Linked DNA regions of Homo sapiens: region 2 is linked to region 1. Evidence: read pairs that join two places in POLR2A ChIA-PET (ENCODE). Cell type or tissue: PC-9. All regions are shown on one strand. Each heading gives the region's core, and the rest is flanking DNA. Links, peaks and the distances in the headings are about the cores only.

What was found. Peaks named below come from ENCODE experiments on the same cell type or tissue, not always from the same donor. Only the 100,000 strongest peaks of a DNase experiment are listed, where the experiment ranks them.
Region 2: POLR2A ChIA-PET joins it to region 1 with 7 read pairs; 4 of 35 experiments call an interaction of 5 or more read pairs at or near these places.

Annotation. Positions count from the first base shown.
Region 1 is chr17:40,634,033-40,644,116 of GRCh38, forward strand. It overlaps SMARCE1 (SWI/SNF related BAF chromatin remodeling complex subunit E1), which reads right to left. Exons shown (of 11, transcript NM_003079.5): 4 at 8,423-8,527; 5 at 3,460-3,540; 6 at 2,363-2,494; 7 at 1,899-2,070. Among named protein-coding and RNA genes, the nearest start is that of SMARCE1, 8.7 kb to the right of the region's middle. In PC-9, for the core only: no CTCF peak of the experiment used is centred there; no DNase peak of the experiment used is centred there.
Region 2 is chr17:40,826,663-40,836,746 of GRCh38, forward strand. It overlaps KRT10-AS1 (KRT10 antisense RNA 1), which reads left to right. Exons shown (of 3, transcript NR_160888.1): 2 at 6,453-6,537; 3 at 7,720-9,612. Among named protein-coding and RNA genes, the nearest start is that of KRT10, 9.1 kb to the left of the region's middle. RefSeq lists an enhancer at 504-1,703 and a silencer at 1,447-1,676. In PC-9, for the core only: no CTCF peak of the experiment used is centred there; no DNase peak of the experiment used is centred there; H3K27ac peaks cover 412 bases.

The sequences.
Region 1 (10,084 bases), core at 1,416-9,415:
TTATGATCTAATTGAACAGCTATTTATCCTATGATGAAGAGGCTCTCACTGAATAAAAGCCTTCATTGTCTTGTGTGGATAATTGCACATGCCCTCTTTTTTTTTTCTTTTTTTTGAGACTGGTTATTGCCCTGTCATCCAGGATGGAGGACAGTGGCATGATCATAGCTCACTGCAGCCTTGAACTCCTGGGCTCAACTGATCCTCCTACCTCAGCCTCAGCTGGAGTAGCTGGGACTACAGGCACAAGCCGCCATGCCCAGCTAATTTTTAAGTATCCTGTAGAGATAAGGTCTTGCTGTGTTGCCCAGGCTGGTCTCAAACTCTTGGCCACAAACGATCCTCCTGCTTCAGTTTCCCAAAGTATTGGGATTACAGGCGTGAGCCATGGCGCCTGGCAATGTCTATCTTTTGATAGTCCTCTGTTAAAGAAGTCAGTAGCTGTTGTACTTCATGCAGATGCCACCTTTCTGTTATGTACATTTGACATACATTTCCACCTCCCAAGTATTCCTCTTTCTAATCATTTTCGTACTGGTATGCTAAAGACATTCTCATATTGGCATCTTAATTGCTACCTGAATTTACTAGCAACTTTAAGACCCAATCTGAAAGTTAAAAACATCATAGGCCCAAGTTTCAGACTGTTTCTGAGTGAATCTCTTTAGTCCTTCTCAGTGTTCATGGTGTTAATGAAAGCTTTAGTTATTTTCTACTTACGTTGCTAGCCTTTGTTTCCTCTTGTACTGACCTCCATCCTCCCAATATCTGTAGACTGGATTGTCTTCTGATTTTTAGTTCTGTATGTTTCTCTTGCATTAATCACCCCATTTGAGTAATTAAAGTGTGAGGATGCTAGTGTGTCTTTAGCACTGCTGATTCTGCTTAACATTCAATACTGTTTCTATTCCATATTCTATTCTCTATAGTATTACATTCCACTGTCTGTATTTATGAGAACATTTGACAATATTCCAGTACATTATTTTTAAAAATGACTTCTGTTTTTCCCCACTTTTATCAACTTATTCTTGTCTTCAGGTACTATTATTGCTTCCTCCCTCATTGATATTGTCTTTAAAGTTCTTATAGCCTTCCTCTTTGTTACTGCTACTTTAAGATGGGATCTTAAATCATTTTCCTGATGTTCTTGTCGCTTGCAGCTAAAGCTTCTAACCTTTTGCACATCATAGCAGTATACAGAGAAACTATTAATGTTTATACAGCACACTAGATATGTGGTTGAGTGTGTTCACACTGCAGGTGGCTATCTCTGGGTCTCCTCGCAGCTTCAGACCCTGCCTGGCTGCACAAGACCAGAACAATCAGAACACCTGCTAACTACTCATACAGAATGGCAATTAGGAAGCTCTGCCATTCGTGTGCATGTATACAATTTGTATGGGTATACCCTCATGTACACCCATACAAATAGTAGCATGAGCTATATTTATACATTCTTATTGGATTTCTGAATTAAATGGAAAGGAAACTTCATGTTTCCACATACTCATTAGCTTCTCCCTTAAGAGCCTTTAATTCAGCGAATTTAGTGAACCAATAAGAAAACAAGATATAATTAGAATGCATTTAGCTTTTTAAAAGCAGATGAGGCAAAATCCTGATTGTGATTTAAAAACCTTTCGTGCATTTTGAGTACAAAGATTTTGATAAACAATCAATAATTTTTGCTATTTTCTGCACTGAAAAGGATATTTCTTTTTCTTGTGGGAAATTCACATACAAATCTTACTCAATATAACCAAAATACTAAGACGATACTTAAATTATACTTTCTTTTCCATTTAGGATAAGAAATAAAAACTTATACTTAAGAGATTTCTCATATCTTAACTCACAGAGAAAGCATAAACAAAACCCCACTTTTTTTCTTTTACCATCTGGATCTTCAGCAGGCTGAATGCTCATGTACGGTTCTCCTTTCTCCATGCGAGATTGTCTCTGTCGACTTTCTTCCTCTAAAGCAGCTTCTGCACGACTTTTTGCATTTATGTAAGCAAGGTACGCGGGGGAATTATGATAGGCCTTCATAGATTCATTGTACTCTATCTGAAATTCAAATGTTTTTTGGTTTTATAATTAACATTTTGCAGGTTATAATGCAGACCTATGTTATCTCACTTGAATATCAAAAGATATGATGTAAACAGGGTGTTGGGATAATTATCTCCTTTTTACAGGCAAGAAATCTGAGGCCTTGAGAAACTGACTTGACTCAGGTAGACAGAGCCTCAGTACTGCATCAGTGTTCTGACCAAATCTTATGTTACTTTTATAAATAGTAAGCCAATGTTTTATGTACTTTACACATTATCTATCCCACTGTGAGCCCCTACCCTACCTTTTCTGCTTCGTATTCGTTTAAATATTCTTGTTTTTCTTCATCAGTGAGATCTCGCCACATGCCACCAATAATCTTGCCAATCTCCCACAACTTTAGGTCAGGGTTGGAAGCCTTTACTTGGTCCCAGACCTTAAAAAGAAAACAGATGAAATGTTAATACTGATGTCTAAACGTATAGACCTTTAAAAATAGTTTTTAATGTGGAAACTTTTCAACATACAAAGCAGAGAAAACAGTATCAAATTTCTAGGTACTCATCAGCCTACTTCAAAAATTATCAAGAACTGGCCAATCTCAAGTTATCTTTGCCCTACTGGATTACTTTAAGATAGATCTCAGACATCACGTCACTCACTTATAAATACTTCAATTTGATAAGCAAGAATATCTCCAATCACTACAGACACTTAGGATGAGTTACTTCAATAACATAGTCTACGTCTCTAAAAGTTCATGTGAATTTAGAAGAAAAGTGCTTAATTTGCATAACACGGTACATCATATTATCAAATACAAATATAATAGTCAAGATCAAAAGGTTTAACATTTCTAGATAGTGGTTATAATGCTCTGCCTTTTAATAAAGATATTGGCTACTTTTTTTATTTTAAGAGTAATGTAGGCTCATCACCAAAAAAAAAAAAAAAAAAAGGAAAACTTGAGGAAAAGAAAATAAAAACTACCATAAGCTTACTGCTTAGAGATAATTATTGTCTTCTGTGTTTTCCCCCTTCAAACTAACATGTGGTTGCTATTATTTTTATAAAAATGAGATATTAATTCATGTAGTCTTGCAGTCCTCCTTCACTTAACATTTTCCTCACGTCATTAAATATTCTCCAAAAGAAATGACTTTAATGGCTATAGAACATTCTATCTTAAGGATTTTAACAGTTTATTTAATCACGCTCCTCTTGTTGGATTTTAGTTCTGGAATTTTGAAATCAGAACTAATTGCTTTAAAAACCGTATTTTTTTGGACCTTTCCTCTGAATATGCACAGAAAAGCTGGCTAAGCCGATCTAAAGTTGGATGTTAAGCAAAGAAGCAGCAAAGACAGTGTCCTCACTCCTTACCAGGTCCTAAGCACCTACCTTTCTGCTGTACCTCATGTAGGGCATCAGCGGCTTATCTGGTGGCTTTGGGGGTTTTGGAATCGTGATACCAGAGGATGCCTACGAAAGAGTTAAATACATTCATTATTCAACTGTAAGGAGTTCACTGGCAAACTGAAAAGAGAGTCCCTTAAAAAATTCTAATGCGCCTTTCTTCTATTCGTCCAAATATTTTCTTCACTGAAAATAGCTATCACTGCAAATTCAGAAATGTTCAAAAGAAAATGACTTTAAGCACATAATTTTTAAATGTTTTACTTAGCAGTTTATTGCCAATGCTTTGACAACCTGGCTGCAAGAACAAATAAAATATTACACAGTAACCCATACATTGAAAATATATGGTTATATATCAACCGTCTCAAGTTCAGGACATTACCTGGTACCCTCTTATTCTGCTCAATTACCATTACACATACAGTCAACACTTGATTATCTGCAGCAGGATCTGAACCCTTAACACTTACCATTCTCACACTGTCTACAGGGGCCTTAACCTATTAGCACTAGGAATGTACTCCCAACACCACCACAAAAACAACTTCCCAGGTTCAAAAACAAAAACAATTAGTGAAATAACAAACCACCTTACCTCCTTTGCCAGGCTAGAGATTTTATTTCTCTTAAGGTTCTGTCTGTTACCTAGTGGTTTTCTTGTAAAGGGGAATGAGAAGTGTGAATTAAAAGTCACACATTGTTTTGTCCTGAGTCCTAATCACAGTGTAAAAGCAAACAAGTTTATCAGGAACAGAGAAGTGGCAGATATCGGGCCTGATTACGTTATTTTTGAGGTCTTATATCAAGAAGCTCCATTCCATTAAAAATGTTCAGTTTTATGGGAAAGACAGAGGAAAAGGAAAGATGTGATGTACAGGAAAAGAGAGACAGAAGAAAAGGAGGCGGAGGGAAGACTGAAAAATATTTTTTAAAAAGGTAAAGCAAAAATAGGTGAAAGAAAAAATAAAAAAAGAAGGAAAGAGAAAGATAAAGTGATCAGTTTTTCCTGTGGCTTAAAGTCTAGGTGAGATTCCAGACAGCCTCTGGTAGACCACCCAGATAACACCCATCTAAAAGTATCTATTTCTGAACTTTTTAGTCTCCTGTTAATATACATGACTGCATTTGATTAAAGACCCAGAATAAGAAAAATCATTGCTATTTCAGACAATTTGCAAATTTTCAGGAGATCTCTGATATTGACTCTCCCTGCTAGGCTGGAGAAATGAAGTGTTGGCTTTATTTTAATTATCGAAAGACAGGATTGGCAAATCCTTATAGGAAAACTAAAGTAACATTTTGTTCGCTTCCCCTTCTGTTGTTGCTATGATAAAACCCCAGAGATACTCCTCCACTCTGGGCTGGGACCCCAATCATAACCTTATTTTTCATTTGAGGGCTCAGGGATTAGCATGTTTGTGTCCTTTTCCACTATGATCAAGAAATGTTTCCTCTTCCTACAAGGGTCTCTCTCCATCCCTATAACTCTACTTCTTCAAAGCATTTCGCCTTGGAAGCAGTATTTCCTCTCTTTCCATTCCTCCCATGCATTCTTGTCACACCTCATGCTAGTGCCCAGGTAGACAGACACTGTTTTTGGCCAGCAGTGGGTAAGAGAGTGAGATGGCCAGGGGCATGGAAACTGTCAAAAGTGGTAGGATGGGCAGCCAATACAGGGAAACCTGTATCAGGGTCTATAGTTCTTTCAAGGGGAAAGAGAATTCCTATAAGACTAACCTTATGGATTCAGAGGAACAGACACACACAAGTCTGCTTCTTCACACATAAAGTTACTAGAAAGTATTTCCAACTCATATCCAACACAAACCTTCAGAATTCCATGAAATGGATTACAAATAAAGTTGGAATTGTGCCCATAACTGAGGTGGTAAGACCACTGTCAAAATTTTTTGAAATTAAAGAGGTAAAGAATTCTAAAATGCCTATGCTTCCGAGCTTTAATATGAATTAAAACACTTTAAAAACACAGTAGTATTTGCTCTTTGATATTTTTCAAAGAATCACATTTTATATTAATGGAATTGCTATTTCCCCTCCTTTCTCCCAAAGAAAGGTACACAAATCATCTGTATATTGAGACCAGTCAACTTACAACAACAACAACAAAAACCCAAACTAAAAAAACACCCCAAAACAATAATAAAGTTAAATTCCAGATGGTTTTCAGGATAGTAAAGATTTATATCATTACACACCTCCAATTTATTTAACGTCTCAGACAGACATCTTTCTACAATGTCTTAAACATTTCTTTAAAAAAAGCTGAACATACTTTAGACCCTTTCTGGATAAGATTCAATTAGAAACAACCACTGTTTTGCTGTGCTGTAACCCTCTGTCAGATGTCAAAATCTGTTGTTGACTCTTTCAACGGCCTAGGGGCTATGCTTTTGGAGAATGTGTTTCCATTTTTGAACTGTTTCTTTCCTTGCTACTATCAGGAAACCCACCTCTAGCAGCAACTCTCTTTCCAATTTTCTGCTTTCAATTTCCAATGGGGAGGCGGGTAGAACTGTGCTTACAGAAGAGCAAGGTCCTAGGAAATCTCCTATGAATAAAGTTCATGGTTTTGTGAAATTTATCTTGGTTACTCAGTTTTTTGTTGTTGTTTCTTTTGCAATTCTCAGCTGTTTCTCTAGCAAGAACTTATTTAAGAGCTTTCTTCTGGGGCAGAATTTCTATTAATGTACAGAAATAGGCTGTTTTTAAAGACATTTTTGTCTCAATGTGTTTTCACACCTGTACTTAAGAGAATGTTAATCATCATCTGAATGAAGAACTGACTAGGAGTGAATTCCATCTTGTAGCTATCATAAGCACTCCAAAAGGTCTCGACATGCTATACAAAGTATTTACTGTCTGAGAACTACCCAAGTATACTGGAGTCATCAGGGAAACCCAATGTTCTCTACAGCCTACCACAAGCTACTGGACAGGGCTTCACAGATTCGTTCCTTGAAAACCACTAATGCAATCTGCGCACAACAATACCATACAGGAGCTTCCCCTCACCCCCAAAAGTAATGCATAACTAGGGTCATAGTAAAATCAAAATGCTTTTATTATGGTCAAAATCAGAGCCATTGAGTCCTAACAGCTTAAACTAGATATAGAAAGCAGGGCAAGTAGTGTAAAACCTCCACATTTTCTAGGCCCTTCTTCATATAGCAGTTTGATTATACTTCAATTTGGTGTTAAGAGGACAATAATACAAAGTAAATGTCCACAAAGGACCAAAACACCAAATTTTCCATGTCCAACAACTCTCTATAATTAATCTACTATGTAGCTAGTGTCCACGCCAAATGTTCAGTTCTTAACATTCGCCAAGAAGGAATGGGAAGAAACAGATGAGTGACTTCAGATAGGGAGTACACTTTCTCTTCCTAGTCTCCATCGAACAATCTCACTTTTTTAACTGAGAATCCCCCACAGCTACATCCAAGTTAAGAGCAAAATACTTACACAAAACCAAAAGACAAATTACTGTAATATTATAGTTATCATTTCTATTCCATTAACATAGATAATCAAGAGGTGACTGTATAGAGCTATTAAATGCAATCATTCTTGTTTACTGCCCGTGAAAAAATTGCTGCATTAACATTAAGATCCATGATTGATTCCGTTCATTGTTTAAACTGAAATGTTCTTTATCATTTGAAAACCTTGCCATCCATTACACTTGTGAAACAACATGTTTAGGCCAGGGAAAAACATGTATTGATGCACATAAAAATTGTATGCATTGTGAAATGCATACATACACACACTTTGTCAGAATTCTTTTTCAGATACCATGAAATATGCATGGCACATAAAACTTGATATGCTTATGAAGTACATATTATGCAGAAACAATGAAAAATTTAGACAAACAAAACCTATCAAGCTAAGCAATATGCTTATCAAGATAGACATTCATTTGATAGCTACAAGCTTTCAGTTCCAGCTTGACTACAGGGTGAGAGGGCTTTTTTGAAGTTACATTAATAGAAGGCACTTGTTATTTATGAATACAGCAAACAAAAACCAGGTATTAAAAACTTTACAGCCATTCTGGGTTGTATAAATTCTCACCAACACTACATTCCAATGTAGTATTTGACTTTTGGATTTTTTATCTTTAGTAAGTCATTTTTATAATTATTGGCATTTTTTGGTGCTTAAACTTTTTTGAATGAAATTTAAGATGATTCTAAACTAAAAGATTTGAAGTGTATCATCCAATTTTGATATCTTAGGCTGATCACTTAAATGAAACATGCTAAGTTTCAGAAATCCTATCTCTTATACTAAGGATTAGAAATGCACTTCTCGTTGTACATATCTAGTCTGATACTTCAAATTAATTTCATTCAACCTTCACTCTGCATTTCTTTGAGGTGACATTAAAACGTTTTTCTCTTTTTCACTGTAGAGAAATGAGTCTTAGTTAGAAGGTCAACTACTAAATCCAAAAGACAAATAACTATGGGTAGCGATTCAAACTGGTGTACCAGCCAAAAGCTTTCCAGCCCTGAAAAAGCCAGGTCTGAAAGACCAGCCTCTACTAGAAACTCAATCCTTGAGACTAATGCCAATCACCTTATAAAAATGAAAAATACTCTTTATGTCAAAAAGGATATTTTTACCTTAAGAAATTCTGTTTGTTTACATACAGTATAAGCATCAAGTGCTCAAGGCTTTAACCCTACCAACCACCAAACAGAATGGATTTTTCTTTTCTTCTATATACATTCCAGATCTCACTATTTATTTTTTCAGTGTGAGATGCTACAACGAATGTTGAAAATACTCAAAAAGCTAGGTTAAAAAATTTTTTTTAAATGGCTGTGCTTATGATTCAAAAAGACCTAATTCTGAAGGCATTTCTGGTCAATTCCAGTTGTTTGCCGGATGCTGTAATAGTTGATTCTCCTACCGTGACCCGGCTGTTGGTGCCCGGGTTCCCTCCCAGCCTGTAGTTGTTGTAGGCGAGATGACTGTATGGATTGTATCCCACAAACCCTGGTGTGCTGGGCATTTGCTGATGGAAACAAATGAGACAAAAACACGAATGAGAAATGAGCTCAAACGAGGAAAACACAGAAATGAAAAATGATCTGCATATGGCATGCAAAAGCAACCTGAATTTAAACAAGCAATGATGTGTTGTAATTGTTCTTTTTTTCCACTGAGGAAATTAAATATTTTTCTTTCATTGAGAAACCTGTCTGCAGTGTCTTTTGGTTGTTTTTCTCTTTCTTTTTTGCAGGGGCTGGGGGTGTTTGTGTGACTGTGAATGTGTGTTTTGTTTTTTGAGGTAAGCAACACACTGAAGTGTTTAAAACATTCAGGATTACTTTATGGTCAACAATAGGATAAAACAACTTAGCAATATATGAAGACTGAAATAGGAAGGCTTGAAGTGTGATCAACTAGAACTCTGAAAACACTACATGCAAAACAAAATACAATTTATTTGACATGTGGATGCCACCAATGTATTTATCTACTAAAAACAAAAAAAAGAAATGGATCTGATTTCAACGACAGTTTTAAATCATTTTATATAATGTGAGAAATGAGTAGAGACTCAAATCGGGAAGCCAGGATTTGTCAATTGAAAAGAACATATGTTGGATTTGATGGATGTCACATACATGATTTAAAACAAAGACTTGTAAGAAATGCATGGATTTCATTCTGGGGTACTATCTGATCTTTTTAACCCAGTCATTCTTTTATAGGATTTCTCTTCCATTTCTTCTTTGATCCATCTTCCACTGGTCAATCATGAAAACATTTCTGCATTTTGTCTCAATGTGAACTACTTTTCTAGTTTATAGACTTCTTTTTTCATCTAGTTTCCTGATAGCTCTCACCCTTTCAAAATACAACTGCTCATTTCAGCAACAGAACCCTTGGTTTTTGTGAATTATGTGTTGATGTAATCACAAATGGGCTCTTATATAGCAGTAGCCTTGGGGCTAATACAATGACACTCAATGTTCATGAGAACCAAGGCATAATGCATAGAAAGAATATAGTAGAGAGAGACCAAAATTAGGGTATTTTACCTTGTAAAATTCAATCAAAATATGTGACAATTTCATTTTTACATGCAATTAACAATATCGGTCCTTAATTGTATAATGTAAAATACACTTAACACATTCCAACTAAGCTGTAGCTGTTACAAAATAAACACAATTTCCTAAAACATGCCGCTGCACATATCCTTAGTACCCAAAAGAAAGACATTTAAGCAGATATTACATTTGATACTCTTTAGGAGAAAAGAGAACGGCTGATCAATTTCTAGTCTATACAGTTAGAAAAGACGCAAATAAAGCATATTTAAGTAGGCAAAACACAGTTGAAGTATCAAAGGCATGAAAGAAGTGTATATTACTTGCAGCGGTACATTTGGGTGGCAGAGGTGATAGTGGTGATAGTGTTGGTAGTGGTGGTGATGGTGGTGGTGGTGGTAGAAGTAATGGAAAGAAAAAAGGAAGAAGAATAATTCATTTAGTATCCATTCTGTTGGATGTTTTAATCCCTAGTCTTCTATATTTTGTGTGTTAATGTGAAACTATAATGA
Region 2 (10,084 bases), core at 1,435-9,434, 190 kb after region 1:
GGAACCATTGGCATCCTTCCAGAGGACAATTTTAATTGAGTAGTGGTGGGGCAATTCATGATGCATACCCAATATTGGAATTGATGACTTTGCTTATGGTATTTTATTTTCATGTTGTCCAGTTTATCAATTTCTTCTTTAATTGCTTCTGAACTTTGAGTCGTGGTTAAGACGGATATAGTTGCTATTCGCATGGGGTTAATTTGGCCGGAGCTCTAGAAGCATGTTGTGGATTCAAGTTTGTTATCAGTTTGACTTGTCTCACTGTTGGGATTTGGATCCTTTTTATTTCTTCCTTATTTTGCTTCAAGTAAAATCCGCTTTTGAAGTTTCTAGCTGAAAATTCTATTTGCAAGTTTCTTTTTCTGATTGAGATATAATACATATAATTGAGATATAATGCATAGTTTAGGTAGTTGCAGAAGGACAAATCTGGTAATGCAGGTTATATCTCAAGATGGCAAGGTTGATCTAAATATTTAGAATTTTCTGTTGTTTATCACAAAGTTTAAGAGTCAGGCATTTTCTTTTTACTGTTCTGTGACTGTGCAAATTGCTTAATATACTTTTGTGATTACTACCCACAGAGTCAAAACAAAGTGGAAAATTGTATCATTATTTGATAGATTTGGTACCCTCTTCTCAGATAGCTAATTGTTGGACAACTAAGATATCAATTGATAAAGTTCATGTCTTGTCATTGGTAAACTTCTAAAATTCAGGGATTTAAAATCTACAAACACTCCTATATCAATTTTTCTGAAACTTCTGGGACTGTACTGTGATGGAAGCCACAAAAATATGGAAACTGCTTGAAGGCTTTTGAGTTTTGAGGGTAGTGTAGCAGGGTAAGTGGGTGGGCTCTGGGGTCAGACTGCCGGGGTTACAATCCAGGCTCCCCCATTTACTGTGAGGTTTCATCTCAATGTCCTCCTCTCTAAAGTAGGGATTATAATTTTTCATACTCTGTGGAGTTGTAGCAGGAGTCAAATGAGTTAATAAATATAAAGCGTTTAGAACAATGATTTGCATGCATAGAATAAGCACTTAATGAATATATTTTTGTTGCTATTACTGTTTTGTGATCTCTGTTTCTCATAGGTTAACCCACTGTCCAACCCACAGGATGCCTTCAAAATAGGAATGAATGAAAGGATAGGGTGAGAAGTTAGAAAATGGCTTGTGAGGGAGGAGAAAATGGCTGGAGAGGAAAGTAGGGTGGGGAAAAGGTGTTCAGCTTGATAACTTTTGTGATAAACCATGCCATCTGTTTTTCTTTGAGTGACACTTCCTTTCACTTTAAACTTCATTTCTTTATCTCCTACATCCACCAAGGCACTAATTTTGTCACCTTCTCTTTGTCATAGCTAATGTATTCGTTTCTTTCTGTGTAGCCCCACTGTAACTGCCCTAATCTGAGCTTTCACCACTTTTCTCGAAGATTACTTCACCAGCTTCTGAAGTGGTTTTCTTGACTCAGCACTGTCAATTAAGATCTGTTCACTGCGGCAGGGTTGATGTTCTTGAAACAGTACTGTCATCACTTCATCAACATACTCGGACCTCTTGTGGATGGATTAAGTCTTCTCCATAACCTTGCCCGACTCTGTCTGTCCAACCTCATGCTCCCTGCGGTGAGTCAGGGTGGGGAGTGGAAGGAGTGCTACATTCTCTTCATAAAGTAATTATGTGGCCCTGGGCAAGATACTCAGCTTTCCGTGTCTCAGTTTACTACCCTATAAAATATGGATAGTAATGTTAAATATTAAAATATGGATAATAATCCATGATTCAGTGAAAAAATGTGTGTTAGCATCTCCTTTAAGAATCCTTTAATTACTTAATCCTTTAAGCAGGCCTTTCTACTCTTGGCTAAGATACTATGCTTTGTTCCATTTTAAGGCTTGTGTTTGTTGCTCTTGGCTTAGAATGCCCATCTTCTACTTTGCTGTTTATTCAAGTTATTCTACCTCAACTCCAGACTCTGACTTAAATGCCATCTCCTTCATGAGACTTCCCACCGTTAGTCTGTAGTTCACGGCTGTCTCTTTCTTCTCATTTCCTATGTTGAACAACTTGGTGTTTTATAATTTGTTATAATATTCTGGCCTCTTTATTAGTGTTTCCAATGCAATACGACATTTAAGTTCCTTTAGAGAAGGGAGGGTGCCTCTGTTCTTGCTGCACCCAGTACTCATTGTTCTCTGAATGTTTTCGTATTGCCTCAGTGCCTTTCCCCACTTTCTTTGCCTTTATTTTTTTCTCCAAACTCTTGGCCTGTATGTTTTGGCAATAGTGCAAGTTAAAAATTTAAATGAAGGCTGGTTGAAGACAACTAATTTAATTTTGCTTTAAAGGAAATTATGATACTTTTTGATGTAAGAATATGTAAGAATGATAAGAAAACCAAGATTCTGCATAGGAATTTTAAAATACCTTAAAGTATATAAAGATATATTCCTTAGAATGGAAATACACTATATATATTAAGAAAACATTTTGGCCCTCACTTTTTCCTCTTCATTAAAGGTCACTTTTTTTTTGTCTTGGATCTGTTGAGATTATCTTGATACTAGTAACCTGCTAAAATATATCTGTAGTTTTATTCTAAAATTTGAATTTTTTTCATACATCACATCAAATTAAAAAGCTTCTGCACAGCAAAGGAAACAATCAACAAAGTAAAGAGACAGCCCACGGAATGAGAGAAAATATTTGCAAACTATCCATCTGACAGAGGGTTAATAACCAGAATATATAAGGAGCTCAAACAACTCAATAGGAAAGAAAATCTAATAATCTGATAAAAAAAATGGGCAAAAGATCTGAATAGACATACAAATCTCAAAAGACATACAGGCTAGGCATGGTGGCTCACACCTCTAATCCCAGCACTTAGGGAGACTGGGATGGGAGGACTACTTGAGCCTAGGAATTCAAGACCAGCCTGGGTAACGTAGGGAGACCCCATCTCTACAAAAAATAAAAATAAATTAGCTGGGTGTGATGGCATGTGTCTGTAGTCCCAGCTACTTGGGAGGCTGAGGTGAGCCATGTTCCTGCCACTGCACTCCAGCCTGGGCAACAGAGTGACCTCAAAAAAAAAAAATAAGAAAACATATAATGGCAAACAGGTATGTAAAAAGGGGCTCAACATCATTGATCATCAGAGAAATGACTCAAAACTGTGCAATGAGAATGTGATTCTCACTGCAGTTGAATGAATAATGTAAATTATTACAGTCACAGTAATTTGTTGTACAACTCACCCCGCTTAAAATGGCTTTTATCCAAAAGAGAGGCAATAATGAATGCTAGTGAGGATGTGGAGAAAAGGGAACCCCCTCGTTCACTGTCCTTGGGAATGTAAATTAGTACAGCCACTATGGAGAACAGTATGGAGGTTCCTCAAAAAGCTAATAATAGAACTACTGTATGATCCAGCAGTCCCACTGCTAGATATATACCCAAAATCATGGAAATCAGTATATCAGTGAGATATCTGCACCCTCATTTTTTTTTTGCAATTGTGTTCACAATAGCCAAGATGTGGAAACAACCTAAGTGTACATCAACAGACAGGTTGATAAAGAAAACGTGGTACATATGCTCAATGGAGTACTATTCAGCCATAAAAAAGAATGAGATCCTGTTATTGCAACAACTTGACTGGACCTGGAGGACATTATGTTAAGTGAGATAAACCAGGCATAGAAAGATAAACTTCTCATGTTCTCATTTGTGGGAGCTAAAAATGAGAACAATTGAACTCATAGAGATAGAGAGTAGAAAAATGGTTACCAGAGGCTGGGAAGGGTAGTGTGGGGTGAGGGGGCTGGGAAGTGGGGATGGTTAATGGGTACAAAAATATAATTAGATAGAACAAATATAATCTAGTATTTGATAGCACAACAGGGTGATTATAGTCACAATAATTTATTGTACATTTTAAATTAAAAAAATATTATTGGAATATTTGTAACACAAAGAAATGATAAATGCTTGAGGTAATGGGTACCACGTTTACCTGGGTGTGATTATTATGCATTGTTGCCTGTATTGAAATATCTCTTGTTCCTTCTGAATAATACAGTTACCATGGACCCATAAAAAGTTAAAAATTTTGAATGTTTTTTATATTAGGAGAATTGACAATTCTAGTTGGGTTTCTGGCTAGGTAGCCTATGAGTATGTTGTAATTTAAGGATTAAATATAATATAACTTAGCTTTTAAATTTCATTAGTATGTCATGGGATTTCTTTTCAGGTAAATTAATTTCATTTTGTAAAAGACAATTGCTCACTATGAGTTAGCGCATTAGTAGGATAATTAATTAACATATAACATAAAATAGAAATGTAATATCCCTTTTAGTTTTCATAAAAAATAGTGAAGCCGAAAGTACCAAACAATTCTCTACAGACCCATTTTAAAATATTGAAACTGAACATTGTCCAAAATTCAGTGGCTGTTTTCTCCCCCTCATAAATCTAAGAAAATTCCTTTAGGTCCAGCTGTGGTTGCTTGTCCAATTGGTCATTTCAAGGATGGCTGGATATGAGAGAAAATAACATTATAATTGGGTATAACTTCATAATTTTTACTTAGAGAGTCTGGACAGATCTAAATAGAGTAGAGAAAGTTTTGGATTAGAAATGATACATACAGAGGTTAAGGTTTACAGTGAAAGCATTTAATCCCCCACTCTAGTGATTTTAAGTCAGTATATGTAACATGCTTAAATTTAAAGGAAAAAGTCTTAAGGAATCAAATTAATTTCCTAATTTTAAAGGTTTTTAAAAAATACTTGACCTTATGGACTCAGACAACTAGTCAATTTCATAATAAATGGACCCTCTGTCTTTGAATCACTTTTTTTTTTTGGTAAGGGGGTTGTAAGAATGGTAGAGGAATAGATTTAAATAATTATTTAAATGTAACACACAATAGTAGCAGAGAAAATAATTATTTAAATGTAACACACAATAGTAACAGAGAAAATGTACCACAACCATTCTGTGGCTTCTTTCACAAGGCTGACGACTGATAATCTCCAAAGAACTTTTGATTTCTTGTATTAAACCCATTAAACAAATATGCAAATAACATTTGCAAAGTCAGTCCTAAGATAGAGTTTATAGAGCTTGATGAGACTTTTTTATGTTCCAAGACCTGTTCTAAATTTTACTTGCATTTTTGTCTCATCAAATCCTGTTGGCAACTTTATGAGGGAAATTTTATTTTATTTTATTTATTTTGAGATGGAGTTTTGTTCTTGTTGCCCAGGCTGGAGTGCAGAGATGCAATCTTGGCTCACCACAACCTCAGCCTCCCAGGTTCAAGCGATTCTTCTGCCTCAGCCTCCCGAGTAGCTGGGATCACAGGCATGTGCCACCATGCCTAATAATTTTGTATTTTTAGTAGAGACGAGGTTTCTTCATGTTGGTCAGGCTGGTCTCGAACTCCTGACCTGAGGTGATCCACCTGCCTCAGCCTTCCAAAGTGCTGGGATTACAGACGTGAGCCACCACCCTTGGCCAGAAATTTTATTTTAACTAAAATTAGTTGGCCAGGCGCAGTGGCTCACGCCTGTAGTTCCATCACTTTGGGAGGCCAAGGCAGGAGGATCGCATGAGCCTAGGAGTTTGAGACCAGCCTGGGCAACATGGCAAAACCCCGTCTCTACAAAACACATGCACGCACACACACACACACACACACACACACACACACACACACACACACAGAGCCTGGTGTGATGGCACATGCCTGTGGGCCCAGCTACTCAAGAGGGTGAGGTGAGAGGATCACCTGAGCCCAAAAGGTCAAGGCTGCAGTGAGCTGTGATTGCACCACTGCACTCCAGCCTGGGTGACAGAGTGAGACCCTGTTTCCCACAAACCCCTCAAAAAAGAAAAGAAATTAGTTAAAATTTAGCATGCCCAAAACGATTCAATAAAGGGACTTTGGTGGGATTTGAACACAGACCTATCTTCAGAGCTTTTTAAAAACACAATGATTAACTTTTTTCTTTTTTTAAACACACTGTTGCTGGCTTAAACTGAGTAACTCCTAAAACTCTTTTGAAATGAGCTAAAATTGTATTTTTCAGTTATGTGACTTGGAAAATTAACAAGAACATAAGGGATTTTAGTTTCTTTTTCAGACTAGACAAGCCTTCCTTATCATACTTCTGTGATGAAAAAAATAGACTAATTTGAAAAGAAAAAGAACTAATGAGGCAAGATATCCTGCCCTGGAAGAGATCAGACTTGTAGGCCTTGTCTGTTCCCAGGAGAGACTCTGCACTAACTTCCTGAGGGTCCGTCTGGCATGGGTTAATGAAGGTTCCTAACTCTTTGGCAGACCAGTCATTAAAATAACAAATCACAGCAATTAGCCACCATGCATAATTGAAGCATTAATCCTTTTATAATGCTGGCTTTTTCAGATGGAGCTAACACCCATTATGGAGATTAACCACTTTTCATCAGGTTTTTAACTTAAGTCGTGAGGAATACAACGGTGAACACAAGGTGTGTATGTGAATTAATTTAGTAGTAAACTATGACATGGAGGGGTTCTGTTGCTTTGAAAGTTTCCAACTTATATACATTCAAAAGCTATTAAACTTTTTGGTGTCTCTCCAAATATTTTCCATATTGATAATTTTGGTTGAAATGTAGAGCTAGTTAGAATTTTCTAGTCTAATGCTTAGATATAAATGAGTGCATATTTGCAGAGCTATAAGATGTTGCATTATTTTTTTTTCTTGGCATCTGGAATATAAATGCTAAATTTGGTCTAGTTAGAATTTCCTGCTTCCCTCCCTCCCCTGCTTCCTTCCTTCCATCTCAAAACTCTCCAAGGATGAAGACCCCACAAGCTATATTGGGGTAACATATTGTAACAGTAGTTACTTTCAGTTTCTGTCAAACTAGATTAAAAAGAAGACAAGTATTACATGTTCTCACTCATATGTGGGAGCTAAAAAAATTGATCTCATCGAGATAAAGAGGAGTATAATGGTTACCAGAGAGGCTAGGAGGATAGTAGGGAGGTGAGGGAGAGAAAGTAGGGGATAAAGAGGGTTGGTTGATGGGTACAAACTTACAATTAGAAGGAATAAGATCTAGTGTTCAGTAGCACAATAGAGTGACTATAGTTGACAGAAATTCACTATATATTTTAAATAACTAGAGTGAAATTAGAATGTTCCCAACACAAAGAAATAAGTGTTTGAGATGATGAATATCCCCATTATCCTGATTTGATCATTACACATTGTATGCTTGTATCAAAATATCACATGTACCCCATATATATGTATAACTACTGTGTATCCATAAAATTTTTAAAAAATTTAAAAGAGGAAAGGAATGGAAAATAAAAGTAAAAAGATGATTCATCAAAAATTACATTGTAGAAGAAGAGTGCAGAATGGCATAAACTAGTACCACATAGAACTTAATTTGTAATTGTGAAGAAACCATGTAAGTATATTTACTCCTGGTATTGTGTCTTTCTCTCTTATCCTAATTTACTGTTCCTCTATAGTTTAAAATTAAAGAATTGCCTTTAAATTTTACAGGGCAAACTAATTATACTGTGGAGACACAAAATGTTTTGAGACATCTGTGACCAGACATGTCACGTGTGAATATACCATTGGATTTCAAAGCAACACATAATTTTTTTTTTTTTTCCTTTTACAACAGATTCATTTTATTTTCATCACCATGGGACGTATCCTGTTGTTGAGTTCTCTGGGTCAGACCTCTGAAGACTTCTCAGATGGATCCTAGTCTCTGGGCTTGCCCTGAAATTACTCGCTGCTCAGGGAGAGAGTTGAAATGGTTGGCATCCTCCCACTCTGTTGCTCCGGCTGTGTCCCCTCGCTCTGTTGTTCCAGCTATGTGCCCTCTGTTGCTCCAACTGCAGCTCATTCTGTTAGAGTTCCTCATTCAGCTGGTCACTGTGGCCAGAGGGTGTTGGCCTGCTCCCTTCCTCAAGTATTCTTAAAGCCATGGATTTTTGTGGAGCATTTTTCTTCCTGGCTCTCCCTTGAGTTATTTTCCTTTCTTCGCTATCTTGGGACTCTTCTTTGTGCTTGCGGTCATCGGTTGAGAGAAGGACTTCTTCTTCCTTGTCTCCTTGGTGTTGGCTCGTGGTTGCTCTTCAACAACTGGACTGGAGGCTCTTGGTTTTCTCTTCATCTTCAACAAGTCAGTCTCTCTCAAGGGTCTCACGTTGCAGCATTCTTACCAGAGGCCATTGGGCCTGGAGTTCCAGTTCCAGTGTCTGGAGAGTCCACCTCAGCTCAGCAATCTCATGCCGGTTGGCAATTGTCAGCAGAAGCCGATGCCTGCCCATCAGTTCTTTACTCTGAGGTGTTAGAGTGGAATAAAAATATAAATACTTATACTAGTTTTCATGACTTCTGCTTAATATTGGGTATTTTTTTGTTTTGTTTTGTTTTGGCGGTGATAGGCTTACCTTACATTAAACCAGGCCTTAGCCTTTCTGTGGCTTTGTTATGGCAAAGCCTCATATTACTCTCTAGTCTGGTTCAGCAGGACAGTCAGGTCCACACCTGGGGCTGTTTGTTTTCTACGTTTACCTCAACATAAGGTACCTTATCATTGTCAGCCTTCATCTCCTGATCCAAAATAAAATAAAATGCCACAGGTTACTTGATTTTGCATCTGGAATATGATTATTTAAAGAAATTAAAAATTTAAAACTGAAAATGTAGAGTTTAGAAATCTTTTTTAAGGTTTCAAAAAAATTTCTAGGAGACAACAAAATAGTGTTACTAGATTTAGCAAATAAAATACAGAATGCCAATTAAATTTGAATTTCAAATGAACATTGAATACTTTTTTTGGTATAACTATATTCCATGCAATATTTGGGACATATCTGTTATATTATTCATTGTTTACCTGAAATTATAATTTAAACTGAGAGTTCTGTATTTTATCTGGCAACCTTATTATGAAAATATTTAGGATCAATATAAAGGAATAATATTTTTAATTTTTACAAACTATTTTAATATAAGTAATTTATTTGATTTTCATTGTCATCCTGAGAGTTAAGTTTTGCCTTACAGTCTATGTTACTTTACCTGTGTTTTATGAAAAGACTGTCTCTTATAATGATAGCCACCACCACCATATCTTGACAAGTATTGACATACTGAAACTTTAAATTCATTTTGTGTAGTTCCCGCCTCTTCATGATTGTTTCTGAGGTAATTCAGCTTCTCCGTCTGGCTTTCCATTTTCAACTCTAGGTTAGTCTTGTTCAAAGTCAACTCATCTAAGACACTTCGCAGGCCCTTGCTATCAGCCTCAACACAGTGATAAAGGACAACTTTACTCTGGCATCTGAACAGAGCCCAATTGGAAGAATCAATACAGCTTAGATGGAGGTCTCCTCATCCAGTGGTAATAAAACATCCCACATAGTGGAGCTTAGAGAGCACAGCACTGGGATGTGAAGACATGGGTTCAAATTGCACCTCTGCCATGTTCAGCTGTCACCTTGGGCAAATTACTTCTCTGAACCTTAGTTTTCTCATCATTAAAATGGGAATATTGGTTTTTTGTGTGTGTGTGGTTTTTTTTTTTTTTTTGAGACCTAGTCTTGCTCTGTCACCCAGGCTGGAGTACAGTGGCGTGATCTTGGTTCACTGTAATCTCCGCCTCCCAGGTTCAAGCGATTCTCCCACCTCAGCCTCCCACGTAGCTGGGATTACAAGTGTGCATCACCATGCCTGACTAATTTTTGTATTTTTAGTAGAGACAGTGTTTCATGTTGGCCAGGCTGGTGTCAAACTCCTGACCTCAAGTGATCCACCTGCCTCAGCCTCCCAAAGTGCTGGGATTACAGGCGTGAGCCACTGTGCCTGGCTAAAATGGGAATATTATGAGAATTGAGTTAATGTGCAAAAGTGCTTAGCACAGCATCAGTATTTAGTAAATGGTAGGAATAACATTATTAAAGCCATGAAAGAGTGAAAATCTCCCCTCTGCTCTTTTGACTAGGAAAGGAAGCAAGCTCCTTTTCACGTACAGT